Linked DNA regions of Homo sapiens: region 2 is linked to region 1. Evidence: chromatin loops called from intact Hi-C (ENCODE). Cell type or tissue: GM12878. All regions are shown on one strand. Each heading gives the region's core, and the rest is flanking DNA. Links, peaks and the distances in the headings are about the cores only.

Region 1 (15,846 bases), core at 7,309-12,308:
ACCTACGGATTTCAGAACTGCCAGCTCCCATGGTCACTACAAACACATCGTATTGGTTGTGTTTCTCTGGACAACCCTGACTGATACAAAGTCTATATCCTTTAAAAGAAGCATGATGAAATGTGTGTTTCCATCATCATAAATGTACTCTTAAATTTATATACTGTATGTTGTAGAGTGTGCTAGATCATGACGAGGGAAATAATAAGATCATTGGCGTGATGCTTAGAATATAACTCAATTCTGAATAAATATCAGCATTTCAATCATTATTGGTTTTATATTTTATATTACTCAATTATGTAATAATTTTTAAAATGTGCATTTTCAGAATCATTTTATATTTTAAATTACATTTCAATTCTGGTACCTTTATGCTCAGCATCACCCCCTTTTTAGGTTTTTAGCTTAGAAAGGTTTTAGTGGTTACAATTTTCTTTAAATGGGAAATGGATCTCTGTTCTGTAGCTCCACATGCAGCCAATTACTGGGTTTTATAAAATGAAATAATGTGCTTCTGAACCATAATTTAAAACACAATTTTTAAAAGCCTTTATAGACAAACATTATAATATATTCATAAATTATTCTTTTAAATACATTGGCTAAATTTACATAGAGATGAAAGTTGAAATTTATGAAATGCTATTTTATGTTCATGCTGATGGCATAATGCCAGCAATATTTTATGGTTGAGATGCCTGAACACACTGGGCTACATTTCTCCATCTGACTGAGAACACGTGATTCCAATTCCCAGTCAGACTACGCAAGGTAATCTTATACACTAGCTTCAAGATGGCTGGGAGAGATAGGTTTGAGAGGGACTGGAGCCTGGAAATTAGAATTATGTGAAGCTAATTTATTTGACTTGAGAAACTTATAATCAACCTGTATTCTCTTAGAAGCAAGGTTATAAATGGAAACTTTAATTATTGAGGCTGCATGTCTGGTACCAGCCTTTGATCAGCATCATCTCAGCTGTTCTCTGTTAGGAAAAGATAGTAATCTCTTTGCCTGGAGATTTATCGCATATGCATGTAGATATAGACAAATGTGTGCGCGCACACACACCCCTTTGGTAGGGTTTTTTAAGTAGATGAATCCAGCCTCTTAGGTTCACATTTTAGTTGCTTTCATTTGTGATTTAGTAACAAATACTACCATTTTCTTTTCAAAGCCACACTATTTAGCACTGTCAGCTATTGGCCAACTTTGACCCCTCAGGGAATAATGATTTCTTAACATCTATAATGGCCCCCTCAAACTGAGACTTGACAAATGTCCAGTTTGCAATAATCTCCCTTCCTCATTTTGCTGTCTTTCCTATCCCATTTGTGTGTCCTTGACTTAATTAGTTGAGCTCTCTGAACATCAAATTCTTCAACTAGTAAAGAGAGGAGTTGTAATACGAATGTTTATAAATATTCTGTGGTGGTTAATTGAAATCTCCCTTTATCTCTGCCATGTCTGCTTCTCTTTCCATTGCTATTACTGAATGGCTGAGGGTGTAGGGGGCAGTTACAGGTCTCTGTATTCTTGTACAGTGACCTTTACAGGTGGGGCCAATTTAGCCACACGCAATAGACTAAGCAAATTAATTTAAGGAGAATGGTGGCGGGGGGGAGGGGGGTGTGTGTCATGGGATCAATGGATTAAAATCAACAAGTCATGTGAAAGGTATTAACCTACCAGTCAGAGAACACTGTTAGTACTTCTCAAAATGGGACTCTAGTTCATCAGATGCACATCAGGTGTTTGTTAAACACTGAGAATTCTGGTTGTCATTCAAGGTCCCTGAATGAAAACTTTGGGGACTAGGCTTGGGGCACCTATATTTTTTACAAGCTCCCAGGCGATCTTGGAACACAGACATTTGAGAATGACCGGCCTGGAATGTGCCTATCATTTTGGAAGTTTTGAGGTTGATGCAAATGTGCAGTGATTCAGCTGCTAGTTGTTATACATTTTTACATTCAAAATAGTAATCTGATGATCTCTGCCTCCATCTCATCCCTCACTAACCCTAGACCATCAGGTGCACTTTCATGGGATGAATAGGGCCAGCTTCAGGTTTTCTAAAAGACGTAGGATCATGCAAAACACCGCCTTGGTAGAAAAGCAAGTGTGCTGTAAACCGCTTTAAATATTTTTGGCAAGTAGGCCATTGCTTATAAGCTTATAAATTAGAGAAACAGCCAGGGTGCTCTAGAAGCCTAAGACCTCCAACTATCAGATCCACCAGCCTCAGGAAGCTTAGTGTCTTCCAAATGTCATCAGCTCTGCAAAGTAAGTGAAAAATAAAATGTCTACCTATGAATAATACAATATTTTTACTACCACATAGTTGCAAAGCACCATAATAACTATTCTCACTTTTATATGTATTTTTAATACCTGCAGAATGTGTTTCTTTTACACTACTTTAGCCACTTTGATCAGTGCTGCATTACTGATTTTTGTTTTTGCGTTGGACAAAAATTATAAAACATGTATGTCCATAAATTCAAACCCAAACTTCTCAGAACCAAGAGTAAAATACTTCTGTGAAATCAAAAGTAGATAATCGCTCTTTATTTTCTGATACAATTGCACAGAGACTTCAGGAAAAGCAGAGGAAAAAGCATCATTTTCACATTTACTCTAGAAAAAAAAAGTTAATTTTTTCTTTCTTTCTCTTTATTTCTCCCTTCCTTTCCTGCCTCTCTTTCTTTCATTTTCTTTCTTTCCTCCCTCCCTTTCTCCCATCTTCTCTTCTCTTCTCTTTCTTCTGTAAGTAAACCCAAAGATACATGAGATGTTTTATGACAGTTGGACAGAGAGATTTACAGCAACAGAGGTGTTGTCTTTTTTTTTTGTACTGTAATTTTCTTTTTATTTTATTTTATTATTATTATACTTTAAGTTTTAGGGTACACGTTCACAATGTGCAGGTTAGTTACATATGTATACATGTGCCCTGCTGGTGTGCTGCACCCAATAACTCGTCATTTAGCATTAGGTATATCTCCTAAAGCTATCCCTCGCCCCTCCCCCCACCCCACAACAGTCCCCAGAGTGGGATGTTCCCCTTCCTGTGACCATGTGTTCTCATTGTTCAGTTGCCACCTATGAGTGAGAATATGTGGTGTTTGGTTTTTTGTCCTTGCGATAGTTTACTGAGAATGATGATTTCCAATTTCATCCATGTCCCTACAAAGGACATGAACTCATCATTTTTGATGGCTGTATAGTATTCCATGGTGTATATGTGCCACATTTTCTTAATCCAGTCTATCATTGTTGGACATTTGGGTTGGTTCCAAGTCTTTGCTATTGTGAATAGTGCCGTGATAAACATACGTGTGCATGTGTCTTTATAGCAGCATGATTTATAGTCCTTTGGGTATATACCCAGTAATGGGATGGCTGGGTCAAATGGTATTTCTAGTTCTAGATCCCTGAGGAATCGCCACACTGACTTCCATCACGCTACCTGACTTCAAACTATACTACAAGGCTACAGTAACCAAAACAGCATGGTACTGGTACCAAAACAGAGATATAGATCAATGGAACAGAACAGAGCTCTCAGAAATAATGCCGCATATCTACAACTGTCTGATCTTTGAAAAACCTGAGAAAAACAAGCAATGGGGAAAGGATTCCCTATTTAGTAAATGGTGCTGGGAAAACGGGCTAGCCATATGTAGAAGGCTGAAACTGGATCCCTTCCTTACACCTTATACAAAAATTAATTCGAGATGGATTAAAGACTTAAACGTTTGACCTAAAACCATAAAAACCCTAGAAGAAAACCTAGGCATTACCATTCAGGACATAGGCATGGGCAAGGACTTCATGTCTAAAACACCAAAAGCAATGGCAACAAAAGCCAAAATTGACAAATGGGATCTAATTAAACTAAAGAGCTTCTGCACAGCAAAATAAACTACCATCAGAGTGAACAGGCAACCTACACAATGGGAGAAAATTTTCGCAATCCACTCATCTGACAAAGGGCTAATATCCAGAATCTACAATGAACTCAAACAAATTTACAAGAAAAAAACAACCCCATCAAAAAGTGGGCAAAGGACATGACAGACACTTCTCAAAAGAAGACATTTATGCAGCCAAAAAACACATGAAAAAATGCTCACCATCACTGGCCATCAGAGAAATGCAAATCAAAACTACAATGAGATACCATCTCACACCAGTTAGAATGGCAATCATTAAAAAGTCAGGAAACAACAGGTGCTGGAGAGGATGTGAAGAAATAGGAACACTTTTACACTGTTGGTGGGACTGTAAACTAGTTCAACCATTGTGGAAGACAGTGTGGCGATTCCTCAGGGATCTAGAACTAGAAATACCATTTGACCCAGCCATCCCATTACTGGGTATATACCCAAAGGACTACAAATCATGCTGCTATAAAGACACATGCACACGTATGTTTATCACGGCACTATTCACAATAGCAAAGACTTGGAACCAATCCAAATGTCCAACAATGATGGATTGGATTAAGCAAATGTGGCACATATACACCATGGAATACTATACGGCCATAAAAAATGATGAGTTCATGTCCTTTGTAGGGACATGGATGAAATTGGAAATCATCATTCTCAGTAAACTATCGCAAGAACAGAAAACCAAACACCACATATTCTCGCTCATAGGTGGGAATTGAACAATGAGAACACATGGTCACGGGAAGGGGAACATCACACTCTTGGGACTGTTGTGGGGTGGGGAGTGGGGCGAGGGATAGCTTTAGGAGATACACCTAATGCTAAATGACGAGTTAATGGGTGCAGCACACCGGCATGGCACATGTATACATGTATAACTAACCTGCACATTGTGCACATGTACCCTAAAACTTAAAGTATAATAATAATAATAATAAAATACCATTTTCCCATTAAAATGTTAGTTAGAGGAATGGCTAATTATAGGACATGGTCAGGAAATGTACAGGATAAGCCTTGAGTATTATGTGGTGCCAGAAATTAAGAAAATTCTTAAACAAAAATACACTGATGGGAGTGTGTCAAAGGGGCACAGGAGCCTAATGAAAGAGCTTCCAAGGGCCAAAGTGGACCAATGTGAAAAATAAAATAAAGTGGTATTGAAATATAATCCAAAGTATAAAATGAATATCCATTAATCTATAGTGATGTAAACGAATGAATGAATAAAATTTTATAATTATTATTATAAATAATATTTCATAATAAAAATAACTTATTATGGCAAAGATTTCCAAATAGTTTATGTAAGTACTATACTCTCAAGAGATAAAGCATACCATCCCACTCCATGTGGGCTGCACGTGGTAGCTTATTTCTAAAGAGTACAGTATGGAAATGAGAAAACAAAGTATAAATTTACAGTGAAAAATCCTGACCAATACTACCTTGGTCAAGGGATCAATGTCAGCATTAACAGTAAGAAGTCATGTCAATAGTATAATATTATATATATGTTATGTGATCAATATAGTACTTCTGTGACAGCCTGAAATTTGTAACTTCAGTCTAATAATAAGAAATAGATCAGAGAAATTTCAATAGAAGGACATTTGACAAGACACATGATAAGTACTCTTCGGAATTTTCCAGGCCAACAAAAACAAGGCAAGTCTGAAAAACTTTCGTAGCCAAGAGAAACCTAAGGAGACATGACAACTAAATGTAATGTATTATCTTTATTGGAAACCTGAAACAATAAAAAAGACATCAGGCGAGCAGCAAGAAAATCTCAATAAAATATAGACTTTAGTTATTAATATATCAATATTAGTTAATTCATTGTGACACATGTATTATACCAATGTAAGATGTTAACAATAGGTATAATTGGCCTTGTGATACATGGGAACTTTGTAATATCATTGCAATATTCTTGTAAATCTAAACAGTTGTATAAAAGTTTAACAATTAACTTCTAAAAATTAAAAAGGGGGCATAATATTTAGCCACTTCATCTACGAAAATATAAAAATGGCAAATAAGCACGTGAGAAGATGCTGAACATCAATAGTCATTAGGGAAATGCAGATTAAACCACCGTGAGACCACTCTATACCACTCATCAGAATTGCTAAAATTTAAAAAGACAGGGGAATCCAAATGTTGACAAGGATGTAAAGCAACTGAAACTCTCATACATCACTAGTGGCATGGCAAAGTAAAGGAGTCTGCAGTTTAGTTAACGGTATTGTATCAATGTTAATTTTCCATTTTTGATATTGTATCATAGTTACATAAGATGTTACCTTTGAGGAAATATGGGAAGGACTGTATGTACTAGTTTGGTAAATTCCTATGCCTATATTTAAAAACATAAAGTTAAAAAGAAATGCATTAAGACATTAGTTTATGCTTATTAAGATTTTATAATATAAAACTCTACAACTATTATGCAACTGGTTTAATTTTTACATCTTTTCCAGACAATACATGTTTTACATTGTTATATTTGATTATATAATTGTTTGATGTCTTTTATCTTCTAACTATGTTGGATATGTAAACATTTCTTCATAGAGCAGAATTTTAGGATTGTTTTTTCTATTTCTAATTTAAAAATGTGACTATGATCTTGATACAGATTAAATAGAATCCAGTGGATCACGTCTGTAATGCCAGCACTTTGGGAGGCCGAGGCGGGTGGATCACAGGGTCAGGAGTTCGAGACCAGCCTGGCCAACATGGTGAAACTCCGTCTCTACTAAAAATACAAAAATGAGCCAGGTGTGGTGGCGGTCACCTGTAATCCCGGCTACTCAGGGGGCTGAGGCGGGAGAATCGCTTGAAAGCAGAAGGCGGAGGTTGTGGTGAGCTGAGATTGTGCCACTGCACTCCAGCCTGGGTGAAAGAGGAAAACTCCATCTCAAAAAAAAAAAAAAAAAAAAAGAATCCAAAGATAGTATAGGTCTTTGATTTTGATGACCATTATTTGAGAAAAGTACATAGTTTTTCCATGTTTAAAATGATACAATGAGAAAATTTAAGTAATTTACAAAGAGATGAGGGCATTTGAGTAGCAGAGCCAAGTCTGGCACAAATATTTTCTTATAATGAGATTTTCTTGCTAACCTAATAAAAGTATATAGATATTTTGTTTTTATGTGTTTTATTTTGCTTAAATGTAATTATTGATAACTTTCCAGTTTTTATAGGATTTTTAAATTTGATTAGAAAATTGATTTCTAAATTTAACAAATTTTAAGAAAGGATGTCAAAAGAGGAGAAAAAATTGTTTTATTATAATTTTATAAGAAAATAATTAAAAATTAAGATGATTAATATTTTATGGCAAGTATTTCTGCTTAAATGTTTTACATGCTTAAAAGGCACAAGGGAAAAAGAGAAAAAGGCACAAGGGTTATATGAATTATTTTAATTCTCATATAAGTCTTTGAATATTTTACTGCAATAATTTTCAACTTTCAAATGAATAATGGAGTATTAGAAATGTCAACAGCTAGCAAGATCAAGATTATACAGTAATTTTGAGATTTATAATTCAAAGCAGATTTACTTTATTCTTAGTTACCATATTTTACTATCTTGCTATTCATACAAAGTAGATAAGATGGTTAGAAGATACCCTGAGAGTATCAGTAACAGATTGTGAGTGGTAGGTTTTGAATTTTTTCTATTTTCTCAAACTAGATGAATAACTTGGGTAAAGCCTTGCAACTAACATTTTCTTGGATTTCTTCATTTATTTTGTGGCTCTGTAGTATGGGCTGATAGTTAAAAATTCATGTTTTTATTGAAGAGGATAGTGTCCTGTAGGAGTGAATGTCTTGCCCAAGGTCACTAAGTAATGCACCAGCTGAGAATCTCAGCTTGTGTCTCAAATATGCATAACGATGGATGCTCAGCCTATCTCAGCTGTGGATCAGCATGTGACCCCACTTTGATTACAAGCAGTTATTATTTTCTTCATACAAATTCTTTTCCTTCTTTCTTTAATGAGAATGGTTTTGTTAATATTGTTCTGACATGTCATCTATTATAGTGCCAATTATTCAGGGAGAGGTTTAAAAAATATTTTGTTCCAGATGGTTTCATAATTAATTGGTTTATTATTTTCGCAGATGTTGGAAAGGAAACTTCAGGGTGCAAACCAACAACATCATGGCTTTTTTATTCATTTTGTAAAAACAATTGTGTCAAGTGTCACTGGAAGATTCTGTGGACTATGAGTCAAGCATGTTGTGATTTTATAAGCTGCATCAATTATTTGGGATATAAATTGATATTGTTGCTTTTTTGGGAGATAGCTCTTTGAATATGAATTTAGTAGTAGTCCCACGTTAAATGTCCCTTCAACTCAATTTTCAGAAAAGTCATGTGATTACTTTCTTTTGCATTTTTGTACTATTTGATGGCTTTGAAAGTACTTAACCATGATCTTTGGAAGAAAGCCAGGCAGATACTATTATCCTCAGAACCACATTGAGGAAACTGAAGTTCAGAGAAGTAATTTATTAAAATGTCATCCAGCTCTCCAATAAGTAGTGAATTCAGCCTCCTGATTCCTAATCTAGTCCTCTATACATTATTCTAATACTACAGCATCTCCTGGATGTAAGATTTCTAATATAGATACAGGTTAAATATGTCCTACACTCTCTGAGGGCCACTCACGTCTGCAGAAATACAGAAGATTGGTCTTCTATGGATCATCTTCTAGCTAGTTCTCAAATACTTTGGTTTTATGAAAGGAGACATGAGAAGCTTTTCACTGAAAAGTTCTTAATTTTAGAATTTTAGATGGGTCATAGAGGTCATGAAATTCAACAACGCATCCCAGCTAAAAAGCTCTACTATACCCTTGCTGACATATATTTCCTGCCTTTGATGGAAAGTTTTTAAGGATGGGGTGATATATGTCTACTTTTTTTAAATTTCTGGGTTTGAAACAAATTCTTCTTAGAGGAAGTCAATATTTGTTTTACTCTAATTATTGTCTCAGGTTTGCCAAGTGCATGGAGCAGATCTATTTGCTGTGTGGCACAATGGTTGAATTAATTGATTTAATATTTCATTTTGACTCAAATGATCTTCCTGTAAATCTTCAGCTATTGATACTATTGCTTTGTCTTTGCCAGATCTTTTTTTCTAAAAATACCTTGACTCTCTAGTGAAATACCATATCAAAAGATTTCTAGGTTTCTCATCTGGCTGGTCATTTTCAGTTTTCACTAAACTTAAAATTCTTCAAGATGTGTGAAGCCATAACACCTCCCCAGAGTTCTGCTAATAGCTGAGGAGTAGTTGAAGTAGTTGTGATGCTTATGATGAGAAAGGATGGAACTTATTTTGGGTAATAATGCAAAGATGGCTGCCAAGAGAATCACATTTCAGCAAGTTCTTAGTTGCTTTGCTGTTTTATACATCAGAAAGAGAAGGTAAAATCAGTACAGAGATGTGGAATGAATGTAGAGAGAATGACTGAGAACTCTGCTCTTCCTTAAAGAAAATAATTAAATTGAAGATTCTGGTCAGTAAGAGAATTCGTACTCAGGAGTGACAAATCCCTTGGTTAATTAATAAAAAAATAAATTGAGGTATTGTATTTAAGAACAGTTATATAGCTCATTAAACACTTCTTGGGAAACAGACAAAATAATACTGGAGAATAATTGCATTCTTAGGGGCGCAAAACCCAGCGGAAGTCCAACCATCTATATTTGAGGAACAAACTGATATTGAACTGTAAGTGCCTCCACTCTTCTCTAAGGGACCTCTTGTTCCTGATAATGATATTATAATTACAAAATATAAGAATTGTGACAAACCATAATTAGAAGCGCTATGACCTGAAATTCAGTTAGCTTCACTTTCAGTTTAAGTCTCGGGTAGAGAGTGGGCATGTTTAATGCAGTAAAGATGAAACCACAAAGGGAAATTTTTGGGTTGTACTGAGCACAGAGGCTAGGGATCTTTTGCGGTATTGAAGACCTATGGAAATCCTCACTGACTGTGGTACGTAAATTATGCTTCAGGAATTGCTCTTGCTCAATATTTCAACCTGATGCCATTGCCACATGGAAGGAGATCTGTGAGGGAGCAGCCATTTTTATCTTAGGATCTGAGACTAGAAAAGTTGTCAAGATAAGCAACTTATTTTAGTGTGATTCTGTTTTAGAAAAATATGTCTTGAATTTGGATACTGATATGAAGCAATTAGCTAAGTGGTAATTAATTTCAAAATCGATTTAAGATACCAATAATTATTCACAGTCAGGAAAATAGAATTTGGTGTATGTTCTTATTATTTGTACTGAATATAATCAGGATCAATGATTTAAAGTAAAAATATGGAAAATTCAGAAAAAAGATCATAAATATGTGATATATATATCTCATATACATATATGAAGGAAATCCTCAATAATCGTTTTTCCTCTGTAGACTCTTCATTTTTGTTCTAGGAATATCCCTAGGTGCTTTATCTAGAGCTAGATTTTATAAAATTGGTATTCTACAATGTCCACTATTTGTAAGTTGTTTTCTCACTTAATATTGCACAAATATTTTTGTTATTAAATATTATTCTAAATCTTGATTTTCATTTATTTTTATTTTTTGAGACGGAGCCTCGCTTTGTCACCCAGACTGAAGTGAAGTGACACGATCTCAGCTCACTGCAACCTCCGCCTCCTGGGTTCAAGTGATTTTCCTGCCTCAGCCTCCTGAGTAGCTGGGATTATAGGCGTGTGCCATCACGCCCATCTGATTTTTGTATTTTTAGTAGAGATGGGGTTTCACCATGTTGGCCAGGCTGGTCTTGAACTCCTGACCTCTGGTGATTCACCCACCTCAGCCTCCCAAAGTGCTGGGATTACAGGCGTGAGCCACCGCGCCCAGCCTAGATCTTGATTTTTAAGGATTGTGTATCATATCTCCATTTTAAAATATTGTAACCCATGATGCCCTGTGGGTCTTGGGGTTTTTGCTCTTCTAAGCATTCTATGTTCATAAATATTTATTGTATTTGTAATATATATGCAACATAAATTCCGATTTATACAAATACATTTATCATAATAAATGGTATGAGTTTTTAGGCTTTCAATATATTATAAATGGTCTATGTCTATGCTCCATAATCAATAATATGTATTAACATTAAAAGTAAAGTTTGGAAATTTATAACATAGTATGTCATTTGATGCTATAATAACCTGTGCCTCTACTACAGCAAGTAGATGTCACTGATATTAAGATTTCTCTGATGTTTGATGCTGGCAGCTAATGTCCTGGATCAGGAAGTTGAATGTTGAGTTCAACCAAGAGTCTCTGACATTGGCTTGCCGCACAATCTTGGACAAGTTTCTCCATTCCTGTTCCTTAGTTTTCTCATCTGTAAAACGGAGGTAAGAATAATCCCAACCATTTGTACCTCATCATCAAGAGATGCTATGAAAATAATTGAGATCACCTTTCAAATCCTTTTCAGACTTCAACTACCTGCCGAAGGTCTGTGTATAGTTTAATACCCTTGTAGTGTTGTTTGTGACAAAATAGGAAATGTTTATGTTTATGTATTTAAAAAATCTATCATGTTACTAAAATCCTAACAAAATCTAAGACTGGAAGTAGTTTGTGGTTTACATGCCACATCCTCTGCTAAGGTTTTCACATGCAAATAACTACAAAATATATATTCTGACTTTCATCCATCATTTAGACAAACATACAGAGCCTATGAGAGAATAAATAAAAGTATTTGATTAAATCAATGGATTAAAATTTATAATTTCATACAAATACATGATAAAACCAGATATAAATGGTTTTTAATATGTTACTTTTAAGAATATTTTTACTTGTTGAGTTGAAGTTTAAAGCTTAGAAGAGTCTTAGACATCTTTCTTATTCTCTTATTTTCTTTCATGCATACTGAGACAGAAAAGAGGAAGTGAAAGAAATGAAAACTAGCTCTAGACTTTAGGTTTCCTGATTCACAGTTCAGTGCTTTTCAAGCAACAGATTTTGCACTTTGTGCAAAAACTGATTAATCTCTTTTCCAGAGGAATAACTAAATGTATGATGGCATATATAAAAGGATATTCCACTTATTATACTTCACAATTCCAGAAAACTGAGAAGAACCTAAAATTTCCTGAGTAGGAGCTTTGTAGAGGAAAGCTGAGTTAAGAAAATCAATGCAAGATTATATAGCCATTAAAACTAAAGACATATAAGTTCATGTAGTAACTTCAAAGTATGTCCATAATATATTATTAATTGAAAAGGACCAGACCACCAAACAGCAGGTGCAATTGCAGTATTCTCTGTGTATAAAATTGCAGATGTACATTTTATAGATACATACAGTTTCCGAATGATGTCTGAAAGAATGTTCAAAATGTCCACAGTGGTTATAGTCAGGTTGTGAAACTCGGGGTGACTTTTTAAAAATTTAAGTGCTTATTAAGCAGAAATGTCACTATACTTGGTTTCTTGCTTACTGTTCATAGTTGGTTTATTTACTTTATTACTGAAGAACCTTGTTGGGTAATACCATCTACTGCCTTATGAACATAAGAATAAGCAGTTCTAACATAATATTTCTAGGAAGTGAGTTTTTCTTAATACTTTACTACCAATGATTTCTGTATTTACATATATAGCATTATTAAACTGTATCAAAATGTAATAAAATATATAAAATTCATTTAGGGAATATTTTTTCATATTTTTTAAAAAATATTTTTTCAAATTGTCATTAATTGGATTCATGAGATGTGGTTTGCTTTTCTACACAATTTCTGCCAGTCTTAGTGAATCTATTTTATGTTTGATTTCACAACATTCCAGCTGAAGCTCTGCAGAATATCATTTTGGAATTTGCATCCCTGCTATAATCCAAAACTCATGTATGGCTTCATTAAGCTTCTTATCTTTATTTTTTTTCTATCCTTTGAGAGAATACACAGAGCATCATATCTCAGAGTTTCCCCATGTCAGCATTCAAATCCTTCACTCCATTATCACAACCATAGATGGAAACATTGTCCTTTGGCTTGATGAAAGTAGCATTCTCTTTCTTAGAATGGGGTTATTCACAGAGTGCAGGGGGTTAAGGCTGATTATAGTACATGAGCCTGCTAGATTCCTGCAGCCTTTGTCTTCTCCACCATCAGTTGAGTGCAGAGCAGCCCATTACACAGAGATTCAGTCAAATTGGGTTTCATCTGCTCCCCACTCTCTTGATGGTAGACCTCTCCTCTAGGTTGACCTCATGGAGTTTTCTCACATCTTGCTCACCTCTGAGGTCTGGCTTCAGGCCTGTGCTTGAAACTTGTCACTGCTTCTCTTTCAGGATCTTTCTCCACATGTATTTTGGGATTGTCTTGCTATTGCATTTGGAGTAAAAAGGAGAGACTCCACATAGCATCGTGTAGGTAATTACCCTGACAGTCCACCTACCACAGTCCTGGTTGTAAGTGTATCATGTTAGCAAGGTAGATATGATGCCAAACTCTTCTGAGGAATTCTCGCATCTCCTGAGGTGCTGCCTAATAAAGGGTGAACTGGCGTTTTGGTCATGTCGCTTTGGTGAGTTTTGACAAATTCAGTTATAAATGTCACTGGGGCATCCGTAAGATTATCCTTCAAGGGCAGATTGTCAGGCATAAGCTCCCTATATGTGATCTCTAACATATGACAGTGCTGTGGAGTCAGAGCTATCTGCTTTGGTACTTGGCTGACTTGCTGCTCTGTAAAATGCTTGTGCTGGGCCATGCTGTGAAAGAGCTATCTCCCTTCCATCATTTCCATTACCATTGAGTCAAACCCTGGGTCTGGACTCATGAGGAAGCTACGCTGTTAGCTAACACTTTAATAATATGAACTATATTGGGGCATGTGGCACATACTGTGTTTACACATATATCATTTCTAGCTTTGAGGTGATTAAAAGGAATTTTCAGTGTACAGAAATTCTCAGCCAGATTTTTTCCACATAAATTCTCAGCCAGTTTTTTCCCCACAATCCTGACTTAAACTGGATTACTAATCCCTGATCTTAGCCTGAGTCCAGGAAATACTGTATTTCTTGAAATGAATGTTTCCTTGATGACATCATCATACTTTCTTTTGACATGCTCCATGAGGACCCCACCCTTGGAGATAGAGATCTTTAACGCTTTTTATATTGTTTGAATTATTTATAATAAATTCCATCTGGTCTTTTTTCTGGCTGGATATCTTTTATTTCATTTATTAATTCTGTAATTTGTAATTTTGCATAGGTAAGTGATACTGTTTCTGTTTCCTTCCTTTCTTTCTCTCTTCATTCCTCCCTCCATCTTTTCACTTTCTTTCCTTCCCCTCTCTCCTTCCTTCCCTCTCCCCTCCCTGCTCTTTCTTTATTTCTTGCATTTATAAGCATAGGCCTTATGGGACATTTTCTAAAGTTGTAGCACACTTGTAAAATTAAGAGTATGAGAGCTCAAAAACCGCTTCTTATAAATAAATGTTATATTAATATCCTTGACAGATAATGTTCTCTGATTTAATGGAATTGATCATATTTTTAATGTAGGAATGGCACAAGAGTAATCATGCTTTTCAGGAAACAAGAATTGCCTAACAAGTGAAATGAAGAGTAATAATTTATATTAATTTTGAAAATAATTTTTGTGTATTTTTTGTTAAATAAAAGTGCCAAATTGAGAGAAATATTTTATTTTCCAATGAAAAGGATAATAACATCTTTGTTTTAAAGGATGTGTAAGAATTACTGTGTATGGGGATGATCCAACTCTTAGTTAATGAATACTAGAGATTTGGTTTGCTTTTCTGGTTATAGTCTTGGCCCACTTGAGGAATTACTTACATATCTTTAACATATCTTCTCTCCCCATCCCATACCAAGAGTTAGATGTGAATAACAATAACTGATCATTATTGAGCATATTGCACCAGGTGGTATGCTAATTGATTCAAATATATTAGCATTTTTTAAAGGAAGAAAAATATATAAAGTGAGCTGTACAGAAAGGAATTGTACAGTTCAATGAGCTTTGACAAATGTATGTACGTGTAATCTCTACTCAGTCAAGATATAGAACATTTGTATCACCCTAGGAAGTTCCCTTAAATCCCTTTGTAGCTACCACACCAAGGGCAATCCCGTGCCATAGAAAACCACTGTTCTGATTTCCTATCACTTTATATTAGTTCTTTCTAATTAATGTAAATGCAGTTACATAGTTTATATCTTTTTTTCAAAAATAATGTTTTTTGAGTTCACCTTTGTTGTAGATTTGTCACTTGTTTGATTTTTTTAGCTGCTGCATAAAATTTCATAAATATACTACAATATATTTAACAATTTTCTGGTTGATTTACATTTTTTACAAGTTTGGATACCATAAATAAAGCTTCCATAAGTATTATTTTACAATTTTTTGTGAAAATACTGTTTTACTTCTTGTAGGTGAATGTTTAAGAGTGCAAATGAAAGGTCTTAGGGCAAATGTATATTTTACCTTATAAATACTGCCTTACTTTAAAAACATAGTTGTTCCACATCCTCAACCGTATTTGGTATTGTCTTATTGTCTTTTTAATTTTTGCCACACTAGTAGTGGGTATAAGATTTTATTTCATTGTGATGAGCATTTTCCTAATAAATAATGATCTTGGGCCTGCTATTTAGTAGTCTGAACCTGATTTCCTTCACCTGTATGATTTATTTAATATGTCATGTCTCACAATGCTGTAAAATTAAACGAGATTATGTACATATATACATATATATGCACATATACATACACACACACACACACAGACACACACACACAGACACACACACAGT
Region 2 (15,846 bases), core at 5,990-10,989, 160 kb after region 1:
TATTGGAGATAATGAATTCACTTATAAGGTTTCAAAGGAGAACCAGTTAACTGTAGTCTTGAATGTTTTGTTTATAACTTCATATGATGCTGAAATGTAACAAATTATGCTTTGGTATATATGTTGTTAGGAAAGTTAAAAATGCTACCTGGATGTTATTTTAGTAAAGATATGAAAGTGGTTCAAGCTGATCTCCACAGATATAATTTCATTTTCATTTTATGGTTGGATGATTTGAATAACATTCAACAAATTTCAATTTAAGGAAAAATACTCAGCTTATCATTAAGCAGGGCTTTCAAAACGTTGCAAATAAATATGAAACCCAGTTAATGTCTACAGAAGAAAAGAACGTACAGTAAAGTGATACATTGAGTGAGAGGAGAACATTCAGTATATTATTGTATTAGGAACATGGTTAGACTGTATTGTGAAAGTTAATTTAATTACCTAATATTTTTGATTAACTATAGAAGTAGAAACTAATTGGGTTCCTGCTGTGAAATGTATGAAATTAATATACAAGTGAGGACACACAAAGCCCCTTTTAATAATGACCATTTATAACTTTAAGCAGGCTATCTCCCTGATAAAAATGATTTACCTTGTATTTGCTCATTCTCTTTTTCTGTTGCAGACTTTAGTCATTGGCACCTGGCTGTGACAAACATTCTTAATTCATGTGTCATGAGCGTTTTGCTTTAGGATGCTGATGCTGACTTTTCTCTGTGGTGCAAATGTTGCTATGAAGTCTAGTAAATGTTCAATTGCACTTTTAGTACTATTCTCATTTGACTGTCCTTCCATCTATGGTCAGAGTTGCTATTTTAGGGCCTGCCATTACAGCTTACTTGACATTTGAATTTCTAGTTGGCCCAAAACACTTGTTCAATCTCAGCAGCTCTACCTCTTTTCAAATCCTGCAGAATAGATGGGCCTATTTCTCTTGCCCTCACATCATGTCCAACTAGGCACACTACTAAGTTCACATGTAAACATCAGAGTAATCTTTAAGGTATTGGTCTGCATTTGTGCAAACCCCTCTGGATGTGATTTAAAAGCTAAACTCTGCCATACGATAGGGTGGTTTATGACAGCTTGGAGATGGGAGGTGGTCTGAGATGATGCCTCAAATCATTGAATAGTGATTCACGTGGCATTTAAACAAATCATCTCAAACTCATTATATTCTACCATAAAATTGTTCATCTGAAGTTGATAGATTCAGAGAAAACCAGCTTCTATTAGGTTGGTGCAAAAATAATTGCAGTTTTTGCCAGGTAAAAATAATGACAAAAACTGCAATTACTTTTGCACCAACCTAATAGTAGGGGTCAGTGACTCATTTTGCTTCAGAGGATTACTGCACTTAATCAAAATTCGTTTCCATGGGCCTTCCTGGCTAGAGTGACAGTTGCGGAAAATTGTATTTCTTTATTGATTTTTTTTCTCTTTCCTTCACCTTAGTCTCTTCCTCTTCTTATTGGCTGTGCTTATGAAAGGTCTTCATTTCATATGTCATGTCATGTATTCCTTCCATGTTCCTGCTTTGAATCCTATGTTTTTGCTATTTTGAATTAAAATGGCTGGTTTTAAAAGGCTATCTCCACGTGGAATTTTTAACTGCTGCAGCTCACTCTCAGCCCAAAATCCTACAGCCTCCTCTGATTCATGGAGCTTTCCAGGGAGCTCCTCAAAACACCTCCTTCTTAGGATTCATCATCTCATTAGTGACATCACCATCTCCTTGGCTATTCAGGCCAGAGACCTTCTGCTATGGCTTGAATGTTTTTGTCATCTCCAAAATTCATGCTCAAACCTAGTTCCCAGTTCAATAGTACCATGAGGCATGGCCTTTGAATGGTGTGGCTCTGCCTTCGTGAATGAGATTAGGCAACTTTATAAAAGGGCTAGATGGAGGAAGTTCATCCCTTTTGCCCTTCTGCTTTCTTCCATGTGAGGACACAGAATGGGTCCCCTTTTCCCTTTTTGCCTTCTACTGTGTAAAGACATGGCATTCCTTTTGTCTGGATGACTCAGCTTTCAAGGTGTCATCTTGGAAGCAGAGTATTCCTCACCAACAGAATCTGATGGTGCCTTGATCTTGGACTTCCCAGCCTCCAGAATTATGAGAAAATAAATTTGTAGGTTTAAAAAAATAAATTTTTGTTCTTTATAAGTGTGTCTTAGACATTCTGTCATAATAGTATAAAATCAACTAAGAAACCCTCTTTTCTCCTCCTTCTTTCTAAATTAATCACTGACTCCTGTTGATCATACATTTATTTATTTTCACAATATGTCACTCTGCCTACACCTCCACCTCCTACGTACATCAGCACACACATGCATACTCACACATTAAAAGATTTGTCACCTGCTATATTTCTTGGCTGGATACTACAACAGCTTTCAACCTTCTTTCTCTGCCTTCAGCCTTACTGGAGCCAGTGTTACCAGCTGTAAACACAACAGACCACTCCTGATGTAATATGTCTGCTGAGGACTGGGAAGAAAACGCCATAGGCCTCTATCCATGCTCTATGATCCAAGGGCTTTGGCTGGGGAAGGGGTGAGTTGAAAGTCAGGGTTGAGTCTAAGCTGTGAGTTTGCTAAGACCTCCAGACGTATTTTCTGCCTTCAGAAATCAAGATTGTGGCTATACCAGAGCATTAACTTCCTCAAAGTAGAGGCAAATCCTGGGTTGTCAGAATAGTACTTACTAGTGTCATGTTAATGCTGGGTGAGAATGAAAGCAGAGATTGTATATTCGTTTAGCTAGAGAAGAGGCAGAAAAAAGAAAATGCCTGAAAAAGGCAAGTCATTCAACCTGGGGCCATCTGAGGGCTATTAGGAAACTCTTTTAAAATTATTTTCATCACCTACTTATCCTTGGTGACTGAAATTCCACATAAAGATTTATTCTTCTGGCCTAATGTACTGATTTCTCTCTCTCTCTCTCTCTCTCTCTCTCTCTCTCTCTCTCTCTATCTATCTATATCTATATGTATATATATATATATAGAGAGAGAGATATCTCTATTTATCTATCTATATATATGCCTTTCTCATATATATACACACACACATATATATATATATGCCTTTCTCTCTCTCTCTCTCTCTCTCTCTCTCTCTCTCTCTATATATATATATATATATATATATTCCCTGAGAAAGGCGATATATTTTGTGAAGTTATTCCTTAACTTTTTATCTTTCCTTCCTATCTTCCCACTGGCCTTTTTTTTTTCTCTCTCTCTCTCTCGCTTTTTTTTTTTTTCTTAAATTCACTAACAATTGAGCACCCACTCTGTGTTACATAGCCGTGAAGAAGTTAAATAGCAGACCATTCAAGTGGAAACTCGAAGTGGATCACTTTGGGTGTCCACTTGGCATTAAAGACTGATGTCCAGAGGTGCAAAGGGGCTGATTGAGGATTAGAGGCACATTAGTATCTGATTTCAGGGTTTCTACGTCCAGTTCTGCATTTTGATGTTATTGCTCTTAATTCTCCCACTATGAACCACCTTAGTTTAGCTCACTAAACTAAGTTTATTTTCAATATTTGCCCTATCTTTGTTTCATATATCTATATTTAACAATATATCTGTATACATCTATATATTTCTTATCTGCTACATATAGATAATAACTGTAAAAATAAATACAATAAATACAGTGAAAATAAAATAATGTTATCAAACCTAACTTGACATAATAGCTCCAAACTGAGACTTTGCCTTTATTAAAACAAAATAATTAAAATAATTGTAAAGGACAAACTTTCTTCATTTAGGTGATTCAGTTCACAGCAATGGCTTTTAACCTTTATTACCCATTATCATCACCTGAGGAAGCTTTTAAAAATTGACTTATGCGTAGGGTTCCAGAAAGTCTTATTAAATTGGGAGAATAATCCTGGCATTAATCATCTACAAAATTTCTCAATTAATGATAATTTGCACAGTCAGGCTGGGGCACTGCTAGCTCAGGAGCAAAGACCCCAGATTCTAGGATCAGACTGCCTAGGTTCAAATCCTGCTTTATCACTGTGTGACCTTGGTCTTTTACTTTGCTAAGCTTCAACTTTCTTATCTGTAAAATAGAAATGAATATGTATCCATGTCATAAGGCTGTATGAGAATTAGTTGAGTTAATAAACAGAAAACACAGAACAAAGTCTTGTATATGATAAATGTTAAATGGGTGTTTAGTTTCATTGTTATTTTTATCAATGTTTGGGTTCTTGCAGCATTTGAGGTTATCTTGAATGCACAGAAAGACATAATTTCCAGACTTTGCAGCAACAATCCTTTGCTAATGAATTTTCCCCAAAGTAGTAAAAATACACAGTAAGTACTTTGTGACAGGGTGATGGGAGGCTTACAGGAACCATGCCTGTATGTTCTCCACAACCAGCTATCATGTTAGAGTCCAGTCAGCATAAAGGTACCAGACTCTGGAACTACAAGAGATAAGTCGTACCAGGTTGATGGGAGATGGGAATAGAAAGAGTAAAAGGTGAGAGTGAAAGAAAAACACGCCTTCAGTTTTCTTCTACTAAAAGCTAAAGATAAAGAAAATAAAACAACACAAAACAAAACAAGAAGAAGGTGGCTACTACCACTGTGTGAATGCAACGGCTCCTTTTCTTCCTCCCTCCCTTCATTGTTTCTTTCTTTCTTCTCATTTCTCCTCCCTTCCCTTCTGCTTTTCCCTCCCTTGCCAACCCTCCTCCTCCCTCTCCCTCTCTGTCCCTTGCCTACCCTCTTCCTCCCTTCTCCTCCTCCTCCTTCTCCTCTTCCTCCTTCTCCTTCTCCTCTTCCTCCTTCTCCTTCTCCTCTTCCTCTCTCTGTTTCTCTAAAGAGAATAAACTTTCTTTATCTGGGTCACACGCCAGGGAGTTGATCCTGAGACACAAGAAAAAGTGAGAAGCACAGAATGAGCTCTGTCTGTCACTGAACTTGGTCTTGCAGATCCACACTCTAATACTCATTGAGGTTCCTCAGGTCCTCATGCTGAGCATGAAAGGTTATCAAGTACTCAGTTCTGACCATTTGAAAGAGGTCAAAGTCAGTATTTGGAGAGACATAGTAGTTTGTTGTGACACTTTCTCCAAGGTAGATTCTTAAGACTGTCTCAAGATGTATTATACAGAGAAAGGAGCGTTAGCCATAAAAAAGAATGAGTTCATGTCCTTTGCGGGGACATGGATGAAGCTGGAAACCTTCATTCTCAGCAAACTAACACAGGAACAGAAAAACAAACACTGCATCTTCTCATTCATAAGTGGGAGTTGAACAATGAGAATGCATGAACACAGAGAGGGTAACATCACACACAGGTGCCTGTTGGAGGGTGGGGGTGCTAGGCAAGGGATAGCATTAGGAGAAATACCTAATGTAGATGGGTTGATGGGTGCAGCAAACAACCATGGCACATGTATACCTGTGTAACAAACCTGCACATTCTGCACATGTATCCCAGAACTTAAAGTATAATAAAAAATTTAAAAATTAAAGAAAAAATGGAGGCCATAGTTTGGATATACCCCAAGGCCAACTGCTCTAAACCAGGTAACCAAAACATAAGTCATTCTGATTTCACTGGAATGCCAGCTCTAATCATAAATGAAATAAAAAAAGGAAGTTATAAGTTCTTATAAGCATGATTCAGTGAAATTAAGACAGTCAGCTATAGACAGAGCAGCTTAAACAGTCGGCTTACCTAAAAAAGAATGCTTAATGGACTTGGTGCATTGGCTCATGCCTGTAATCCCAGCACTTTGGGAGGCCAAAATGGGAGGATCACTTGAGCCCAGGAGTTCACAACTAGCCTGGGCAACACAGTGAGACTCCATGTCAATCAACAAAATTAGCCAGGCATGGTGATTGGTGCTCTAGTCCCATCTACTCTGGAGCCTGAGGTGAGAGAATTCTTTGAACCTGGGAAGTTGAGACTGCAGTGAGCTATGATCTTGCTCTTGCATGCTACATGCTAGCCTGGGTGACAGAATGAGACTCTATCTCAAAAAAAAAAAAAAAAGAATGCTAATATGTAACACACAATGCTAATGTATTTTTTAAAAAGGTCAAAATACATTCTCCCTTATTCGCTGTGATCTGTAACTGCGTAACTGCTGTTAGCAGGCTTCTTACCACTTTTCAGTTCGTAGTTTTTCAGTTCTCAAACTGTTCTTTTATATGTGCAATAAACTAAACGTCTTTAATTTGGCCTGATTTGACTTTTGATAGAAAAAATTACTTTTCAAATTGATATACTACTTTAATGTATAAGATACCACAGCACATGTATGTAATATCTCCCATTCTGGGACCCTGTGAATTGGTTCTTATCTAATTATTATTTTTTAAGGTATTTATTAAGATATAATTCACATACTATAAAATTCATCCCTTTAAAGTGCACAATTCAGTGATTTTAATATATTCACTGAGTTGTGCAACCATCACCAATAATTTTAGAACATTCTCATCACCCAACAGAAAACCCCTGTACCATTTGCAGTCACGTTCCATCCCCCAGTCTGAAGCAACCAATCAGGCATCCTCTGTCTTTACAAATTTTCCTATTCTGGACATTTCATACAAATAGAATCAAATAATATGTCGTCTTTGGTATCTGGACTTTTTATTTATCATGATGTTTTCAAAGTTCATCCATGTCGTAGCATTTATCAGCATTTCATTATTTTCAAATGGCCAAATAATCCTCTGTCATATGAATATACCGTTTTGTTTATCCAGTCATCAGTTGATAAACATTTGGGTTGTTTCTACTTTTTGGTTATTATGAATAGTGCTGTTATAAATATTCCTGTACAAGTTTTTGTGTGGACATATGTTTTCATTACTCTTTTTTTAATTTTTATTTTATTATTATACTTTAAGTTTTAGGGTACATATGCACAAATGCAGGTTTGTTACATATGTATACATGTGCCATGTTGGTGTGCTGCACCCATTAACTCGTCATTTAGCATTAGGTATATCTCCCAGTGCTCTTGATTATATACCTAGAAGTGAAATTGCTGGGTCATAGAGGAACTCTATATCTAACATTTTGAGAAACTGCCAAGCTGTTTTCTAAAGTGACCACATCATTTTATAGTCCTACTAGCAATGTATATGAGTTTCAATTTCTTCCCATATTCAGCATCACTTTTTAATTTTGGCTCTTTTTGATTATAGCCATCCTAATGGGTATAAAGTAGAGTCTCCCGTTTGTCAATCATGGCTATGATGCTAAAATTCTCATCTTCCTTTTTTTAAAGTAAGTTTTCTAATACAGAGTTCCTCCTAAAGAAAGCCCTGTTCCCCTTGGCATGTTTACAGTGACTCTCACATAAAGGGAAAATTAATACAAACATACTGGACATTTTCCATGGGATGGGACCTACATTAAGCGTATATTATCTCACTAGATCTTCTCAACTGCTGTTTTGGATGGACAAGAACATACGACCATGGTAGTCTATTATTCTAAAAAGTTATTGAACAAAACATACCTATTTAAAACCCCAGTTGTAAAACCTCAGTGTCCCCAACCGTCTTGATTTCCCCAAATAGGTTGTTCCATTTCTCTCATGAGTGCCCTTTAAGTATTTCATATTACAAAGGGAATTATTTTTCCAGTGACCTTGGCACACTGAAAACACCCCTGGCAAGCTCATTTAAGCTCACAGAACACCAGAGGAAGTAGTTAGAGAGAAAGCAGGTGGCTTCAATATACTACTTTGGCTTTCAGCTAGTAAGTGCTCTCCACATAACTCCTAATCAATGAGTTTTTCAGCAAAAGGTAGGTTGAGGGGAAGAGTGTTAGTGAGGAATGAGAGAGACTGATAAGTATTTGAGGATTACATCACCCAAAATGAAAGACAAACTCATGAATTGAGTAGACAGAAGATTTGACTCACTCAGTTGCTCTATTGATGTAGCCAGATTATTTTCTTTCCTGAAAGTTGCACATAAGAGAATAATCATCTAAAAGATATTCTTATTGTGTACTTTTATTCTGTAAATGTTCAAAAGCCAATATGTGCAAAACCATTTAGCAAAATGCCACCATGGGGTTCATAGTTTGTAATTTTAGAAAAGCAACCAAAGGCTGCTGTACCTCATAAATTATTCAGTAAGGAGGTTTGAGTAAGATTGAAAAGTAGAAGTAAAACCTACACTCCCAGCAGGCGAAATATTGTTTGACATTTTTAATCATAATGAAACATACGACCTAGCGGGGCAAAACTAAAACACATTTGCATGTCAAAGAGTAGGTTCCATTTAATTTGTTTAAGTTTCTTTGTTAGCATTTCTGTTTCTTATGAAATATCGTCAAGGTTATGAAGAATATAATAAGTATCTAAATGGTTGAGAGATATGAACACAGATAAAAACAGCTGATTTTCTGGCCAGTCTTTGGAAAGTGAGAAATTTGTATGCAAGAAGCCATTTCTCCCCTTTGCTTCTTTAGTGCAGTTTTATTGCATTTTCAGAAGGCAAGAAAAGTAACCAAAGTATCGGCCAACTTACATTTATACAATGTTTTGTCTCCTGACTGTGCATACAATTAAGGACTTATACTCTTTTTCACATTTTTTGCCCTTACCTCAGGAAAAATGTCATGACAGCAAACCCTTAAGTTTAGGGGTTTACTTAATCATTTTATCCCTGTCTTAAAGGGAATGGAAAGGAGTTGGGCCTGTGATTTAGAGGAAAATTGAATTTCACAAGTTCAGATTTAGAGTTGAGGCAACTTGAAACCTAAATTTTTCTTATCCTGAAAAGCTTTAAGATTATTGAAGAAAACAAAATGAACAGACAAAAAAAAACTCTTTCCACATATATAATCAATTTTTTTAATTTTGTGATAGGTTTTTATTTCTCATTGAATAAGCTGAAAAGTAACTTTAATGGCTAGTGAATTGATGTAAAGGAACACACATGTTTTCCATTGATTTTCCTCTTTTTAATTAATGCCATAATTTCTAGTTGAGAGAAGACTGAGAGAAACTGATTGATGCTTAAAAAGATATTCTAACTTACCAGGAAATCATCCTGAGAACCTGTGGTTAAATGATTCAGTTGGCTTAACAATGTGTGGAAGAGAGAGTTTTGCAAGTGTTTACACTTCACAAAGACTTTCCAAGAGTTGGATTTTGTTGAGCTGACCTTTAATGCACAGAAGAGATGTTAGGATTGGAGACACGTGGGTATGGCTCTGTGTTTGTCTGGGTCTATTCTCTTGACTACTGCTTCTAGTAAGGTTGGATGTTCCTCCAGGTCTGGGACAGAGCATGACACCTTTGGTTCTATAGCCCCAGTGTCTGACATTTACTGGAAAATCAAATATTTGAAAGAGTAAATGTGTAACTGCACAAATGAGTGAATGAAATGAAATTATGGCTAAATCTGGTCTCTTGGAAGGAACAGTGTTTCTTTGCATGTGATGGCATTTAAACGGATTTATGCAGTTGAATACTCACAGATAGCCCAGTCTAGGGTATGAGCCACAGGCCGTTTACATAATTTGAATGAACTCATAAATGAGTTTATTTTAAAGGGGGACCTAAATATTAGTTGTTTTGCTGCAAAATTAGGTGAAATCACTCTTAATTTCCCAAATCTGTAATTTCTCCTACCAACCTCCTTCTCTCACGAGCCTCTCTTACAGCAATTTTCCCAATTCTAGTGTCCTCAGTTTAGCTGGATCTCCAAACCCAATCCTGTCTCTGTCTTCTTCTTGCTATTTTGTTTTGGGTGAGTTACCTAATCTCTCCTAACATAAATTGTTCATTTGTAAGAGGAGGTGCAAACACACTTCTCAGTGTTATGAGGTTTTAATGCAATCATAGATGTCTTTTACTGAGTACATAGAATCTTGTACATAGATTTGATCTTTTCACATAGTCCCATATTTCTTGAGGCTTCGTTCATTTCTTTTCATTCTTTTTTCTCTAATTTTGTCGTCCCACTTTATTTCATTAATTTGATCTTCCATCACCGATATCCTTTCTTCCACTTGATCAAATCAGCTATTGAAGCTGGTGTGTGCTTCATGAAGTTCTCGTACTGTGGTTTTCAGCTCCATCAGATCATTTAAGCTCTTCTCTACACTGGTTATTCTAGTTAGCCATTTATCTAACCTTTTTTCAACATTTTTAGCTTCCTTGCGATAGGTTAGAACATGCTCCTTTAGCTCAGAAAAGTTTGTTATTACTGACCTTCTGAAGCCTACTTCTGTCAACTTGTCAAACTCATTCTCTGTCCAGTTTTGTTCCCTTGCTGGCAAGGAGTTGTGTTCCTTTGGAGGAGAAGAGGTGTTCTGGTTTTTGGAATTTTCAGCTTTTCTGCTCTGGTTTGTCCCCATCTTTGCGGTTTTATCTACCTTTGGTCTTTTATGTTTGTGACCTACAGTTGGAGTTTTGGTGTGGATGCCCTTTTTGTGGATGTTGATGCGATTCCTTTCTGTTTGTTAGTTTTCCTTCCAACAGACAGTCCCCCTCACCTGCAGGTCTGTTGGAGTTTTCTGGAGGTCCTATCCAGAACCTGTTTGCTTGGGTATCACCAGTGGAGGTTGCAGAACAGCAAATATTGCTGCCTGATCCTTCCTCTGGAAGCTTTGTCCCAGAGGGGAACCCACATGTATGAGGTGTCTGTCAGCCCCTCCTGAGAGGTGTCTCCTAGTCAGGCTACATGGGGGTCAGGGACCCACTTGAGGAGGCAGTCTGTCCATTATCAGAGCTCAAACACTGTTCTGGGAAACCACTGATCTCTTTAGAGCTGTCAGGCAGGGATGTTTAAGTCTGCAGAAGCTGTCTGCTGCCTTTTGTTCAGGTATGCCCTGCCCCCAGAGGTGGAATCTAGAGAGGCACTAGGCCTTGCTGAGCTGCAGTGGGCTCCACCCAGTTTAAGCTTCCCTGCCACTTTGTTTATTATACTCTATGAGCATAGTACTGCCTACTCAAGCCTCAGCAATAGTGGACAGCCCTCCCCCTGCAAAGCTCCAGCATCGCAGGTCGAACTCAGACTGCTGTCCTAGCAGCAAGAAAGGCTCTGTGAGCATGGGACCCACCAAGACAGGCACAGGATGGAATCTCTTGGTCTGCCGGTTGTCAAGACCATGGGAAAAGTGCAGTATTTGGGTAGGAGTATACCATTCATCCAGGTACAGCCACTCATGGCTTCCCTTGGTTAGGAAAGGGAAATCTCCCAACTCCTTGCACCTCCCAGGTGATGCGATGCCCTGCCCTGCTTCTGCTTGCCCTCCGTAGGCTGCAATCACTGTCCAACCAGTCCCAGTGAAATGAACTAGGTACCTCAGTTGCAAAAGCAGAAATTACCCGTCTTCTGCATCAGTCTTGCTGGGAGCTGTAGACCAGAGCTGTTTCTATACAGCCATCTTGGAAGTGATTCCCTCCTTTAGTTCTTTGAGTATCTTTAAGAGAGCTGTTTTAAAGTCTTTTTTTATTAGGTAAATCTGCTATGAAGTCTTTCTCAAGGATAGTTCCTCTTTTGTGTTTGTGTTTTTTGTTTCCCTGTAAATGGGCCACACTTTCCAATTTAATTGTATGCCCCGTAGTTTTGTTGTTGTTGTTGAAAACTGGACATCTGAACTAATAATGTGGCAGCTCTGAAAATCAGATTCTCCTCTTTCTCCAGGACTTGTTGTTTTCAATTTCTGTAGGCTGTCTCTGTGCTGATGATCAACCTGAGGTGTAAACTTAAATTCTCTTCAGGTGTTTTCTGAGCATGAGCCTTTGCCTGGGTATGCACAGTAATTTTTAAAATGTTCCAAAGTATGCAGTTGCTTTTCAATGTCCTAGTGTAGTTTGGCTCCACAAAGAAGAAAAAGAGAAAAAGGAAAGTGATAAAAAAAAAAAAGGCAGTGGACATTTCAATCTCCTCAACGTCATTCAACGGAAGGGAATTGGGTTTGTTTTAATGGGGGGGTGTGAAACAATAATAGCTGCTCACCTCTGGCTTAGGCCTCAGTGATTAGAAACAGCAATCAGAGTTCAGAACACAGATCCCCAATATTTAGAAGACAGGTCTTTATTGCTGTCCCACACCCCAGTTCCTACGATATGCATGGAAGCTGCTTCAGGAGCACATGCACCGGTGCCTGCCATGGGGCTGTGCATGGGGAAGTAGTAGCTGCTGTTGAGCTAAAAGCTGAAATTGACCAAAGTTAACCACAACTGAGTGTTGAAGCCTTCTCTTGGAAGCTTCAAGGCTTTAATAGACTCCATAGATCCAAAACAGTCATATAAGGCAGATTCTGCAAGCTTAATTGTTATGTAAGGGGGAGATAGATTCCTGGTGCTTCCTACCCAGTCATCTTCCTAGACTCCTCCTCTTGGCCTTCAGTTCTTAGTCTTCTTATCCATGTAGTTTAATAATGGTTTAACAATTGCTGTGAGAATATGTGCACATATTTATATTTACTTATGCTCTTTATGATACTTCTGAGACCTATGAGCTAGAAATTGACTTATGTAAAGTGGCTTACGTATTTCCTTTGGAGAAAAGAATGTTTTGGCTCATTTCAAAGTGTTGCATGCTCTCTAAGGAAAAATGCAATGTTTCTATACATATTTTAAACGAGTAAGAACCACAAAATTGTCTTACCTGTTCATGGAAATAATTGAGTTACTAGTTATTGGAGTACTCTGTCCCATCACCTTTTTTTCTTCTGAATTGTGAGAGGGCTTGATTTAATGGGCCTGACTTTAGACATCGGAGAATTCTAATTCTATTTCTCCTCTTACTAGTTTGGCAATTTGGGAGAACTATTAACATCTCTATATCTCAAGTCTGTATTTGCTAAAATGGGAATAATAAGAACTAACTCAAAGGCATATTGTATACATGGTCAGCAAACATACAAAATGAGATGAAGTATAAATATGCCTAGTCCCTAACTGGGCTTCAGCAAATGCCAGTTTATTTCCCTCCTTGAAGCTGAACTGGGCAGCTTGCTCTGCAGTACAGAGTTGCCTAAAATAATGCAATGATGAGACTTGAATACCAGGTCAGTAGCCTGCCAAGCTCTTTTTTCTAATCTCTCCTACTGATTCTTAAATATGGCCCAGATCCAAACTTCCCTTCAGGAGCTTGTTTTTATCCACAGCCCAATCTAGAATGTTTGGGTCCTTGACTTGACTTAGTCTAGTTCCTGGAGAGGCTTACCTTGTCTGGCCTTTGTCTTTCTCTTTTAATCAATAGGAGTTATGCTTTTAATAAAGAAAAACACAGCATATTTCAGAACAATGTATTATATGATAATTCCAATCACAAAGAGCAAAGTTGACTCTCTCTGTTTTATCAGTATATTACTATTTGAATGTTTGTCCTCTTCAAAGCTAATCTTGAAATTTAATTGCCATTGTAACTGTATTAAGAGCAAGAAACTTTAAAAGGTGATTGGGCCATGAAGGCTCCACCTTCAGGGATGGGATTAATGCAATTATAAGAGGTCAAATTTGCTCCCTTTTGCCTTTCTCAGCCCTTCCACCTTCTGCTATGTGAGGATCCAGCCTACCTCCCTCCAGAGGATGCAGAGTACAAGGCACATCCTTCTTGGAGGAGGAGAATGGCCTCACCAGACACCAAAACTGCCAATGCCTTGACCTTAGACTTCCAGCCTCCAGACCATGAGCCAATAAATTTCTGTTAATTAAAAATTATGCAGTCACAGGTATTCTGTTATAGTAGCACAAATGAATTAAGGCAAGTTATCTCTTTTATAAGACTCTAGACCAATCGTTTACAACCAAATGTAGATTTGTATCTGATGGATATCTGGAGATATTTTTGGTTGTCATACCTGCAGGGGGTGCTGCTGGCATCTAGAGGGTAGTACAAGCCAAGGATACTGCTAAACATTTTACAATTTGCAGGACAGGCCTCATGACAAACAAAATTATCTGGTCCCCAATGTCAATAATAACAAGATTAAGAAGTCCTGATCTAGACTGAGCTGGGTATCCAGCTAGCCCCCTCAAACTCCCTCCCAATAAGCAAAGAGATATTAATCTCCCTGACAGTAAGAGAAGGATGGGCAGCATTCCATTGCCATGGTCATCATACACTTATTAGGTACATGCCAGGGGTTCATCCCAACATGAACCTCTAAGACAAGATGTAAAGTAACTATAGTATATTAGATAACATACCACAGCTTGGAGTTAGACAGATTTGTATCTGGTTTTTGCTCTGTCACTTAAAGCTATAGTTCTATGAGAAAGTAACTTGTGTTTCTGGAGCTTCAGCAACACTCAACAAAATGGTAGTGGTGGTATGCAGAAATTATGTTTCTAATATCTTTAGAATAATGGTTGGAACATGGGAAACAAACAATAAATTGTAGATGTTACAGTTTTGACATCTTCATTACCATCATCGTCGTCGTCATCGTCATCGTCATCATCATCATCATCATCATGTCTCATCTTAGCCTGACTTATAGCTATCTCCATGTTACAACTTAAGCTGTATGTGCCCACAATTCTGCATTTAAAAAAAACCATCTGTGTCAATTAACCTATGCATGACACAGTCAGGGAGTCAATTCGAGGAGGGTGAAAGGAAATCAAGCAGTCAGAGAAAATGACATTTCATCAACTTGGCCCCACTTTCTATTAGCTTTTAGATTGATTTTCATGGAAATATATGATATGGGCTGGCATTAGAGGAAAATGTCAACTTGCAAATGTGCTGGTTGTTGACAAGTACCCTATATTGCAGAATATTTTTATTCTTCTTTTCCTTTTTTTCCAAGATAATTTTTACATTTTTTTCTGGCTGTTTCTGAAACACTCAGGCCTTCTCCAGTTTCATGCATTTGTTCACTCTATCACTTTGATCCTTTAAATTAGAAGAAATGTTACTGGTCTAAATTATAGAAAAGTCCAGAATTTCCTAGCTTTAAAGGGATCAGTCTAAGGCTCAAGTTGTATCCTCAGTACCCAGTGTCTTTCCTTATTATCCCCTAAATCTGATCTCAACTGTTTTAGTCTCAGAGTCCCCCAGGTGTCAAGTCACTTATCAGTAGCTATGGATTTATGTCTTTTCAGATTGAATCCAGTGTCATGGGAGAATGTCTGTTTGTCTAATCCCTTAAGATCTTTAAGGGCAAAAAGCATATCTCAGTAATCTTTTAAACTCTTACAGTCTAGCATAGAATCCTACAAGTGTAGGAGTCTACTCACCAAATACATAGAAAAGACTGGTTGAATTAGATTTTCCAAGAATTCATATAGTTAAATATAGATAAGATACTCAAAAGGAAAAAAGAAAGAAAGTTGACTCCTAGAGAGAAAAGGCACTTAAGTTGTACAACTGGTTAGTAGCAGAACATGAGAAACATTATTGATTGCTTGTAAGACAAGGTCATCCAATTTCCATTTCCAATAAATGTTGTGATGTGATTGCCGATGAAATGTTAGGAGATATCTGCCAGTGGGACTTCAGAGAGATGGTATTTTTGGCTTGTTTTTAACCTTCAAAATTGACCCATGAAAAGACACAGCCTCATTATTTCGCATAATGCTGCTTAGCAGTATATGCCAGATGGAACTCCAATAGACATTATTTGGCCATGGAAGGGGTGAACACAGAGAGGCTGGCAGAAAAGAAAGTTAGGAGGAGAAACCTAAGCCATGATGATGTCATTAAGCTGTTTAATGAACCAGGAATATCCTACTTCTACAGTTCTTCTTCTTATGCAAGACAATAAATGTGTTTACCATTTAGGTCAATTATGTTAGGATTTCTGTAACTTGCAGCCAAAAATATACTCCTGGGTACCCAGAGAATGAGGGCT

The links. Peaks named below come from ENCODE experiments on the same cell type or tissue, not always from the same donor. Only the 100,000 strongest peaks of a DNase experiment are listed, where the experiment ranks them.
Region 2: a loop joins it to region 1, with 5 times the contacts of the local background. A loop is called at or near these places in 1 of 110 quality-filtered maps.

What each region holds. Positions count from the first base shown.
Region 1 is chr10:108,846,467-108,862,312 of GRCh38, reverse strand. It overlaps the pseudogene MAPKAPK5P1. Among named protein-coding and RNA genes, the nearest start is that of LINC02661, 150 kb to the right of the region's middle. In GM12878, for the core only: no CTCF peak of the experiment used is centred there; DNase peaks (open chromatin) are centred at 9,932, 11,628 and 11,952; H3K4me3 peaks cover 1,210 bases.
Region 2 is chr10:108,689,324-108,705,169 of GRCh38, reverse strand. No RefSeq gene overlaps it. Among named protein-coding and RNA genes, the nearest start is that of LINC02661, 11 kb to the left of the region's middle. RefSeq lists an enhancer at 3,610-3,779. In GM12878, for the core only: no CTCF peak of the experiment used is centred there; DNase peaks (open chromatin) are centred at 7,879 and 8,219; H3K4me3 peaks cover 356 bases; H3K27ac peaks cover 1,611 bases.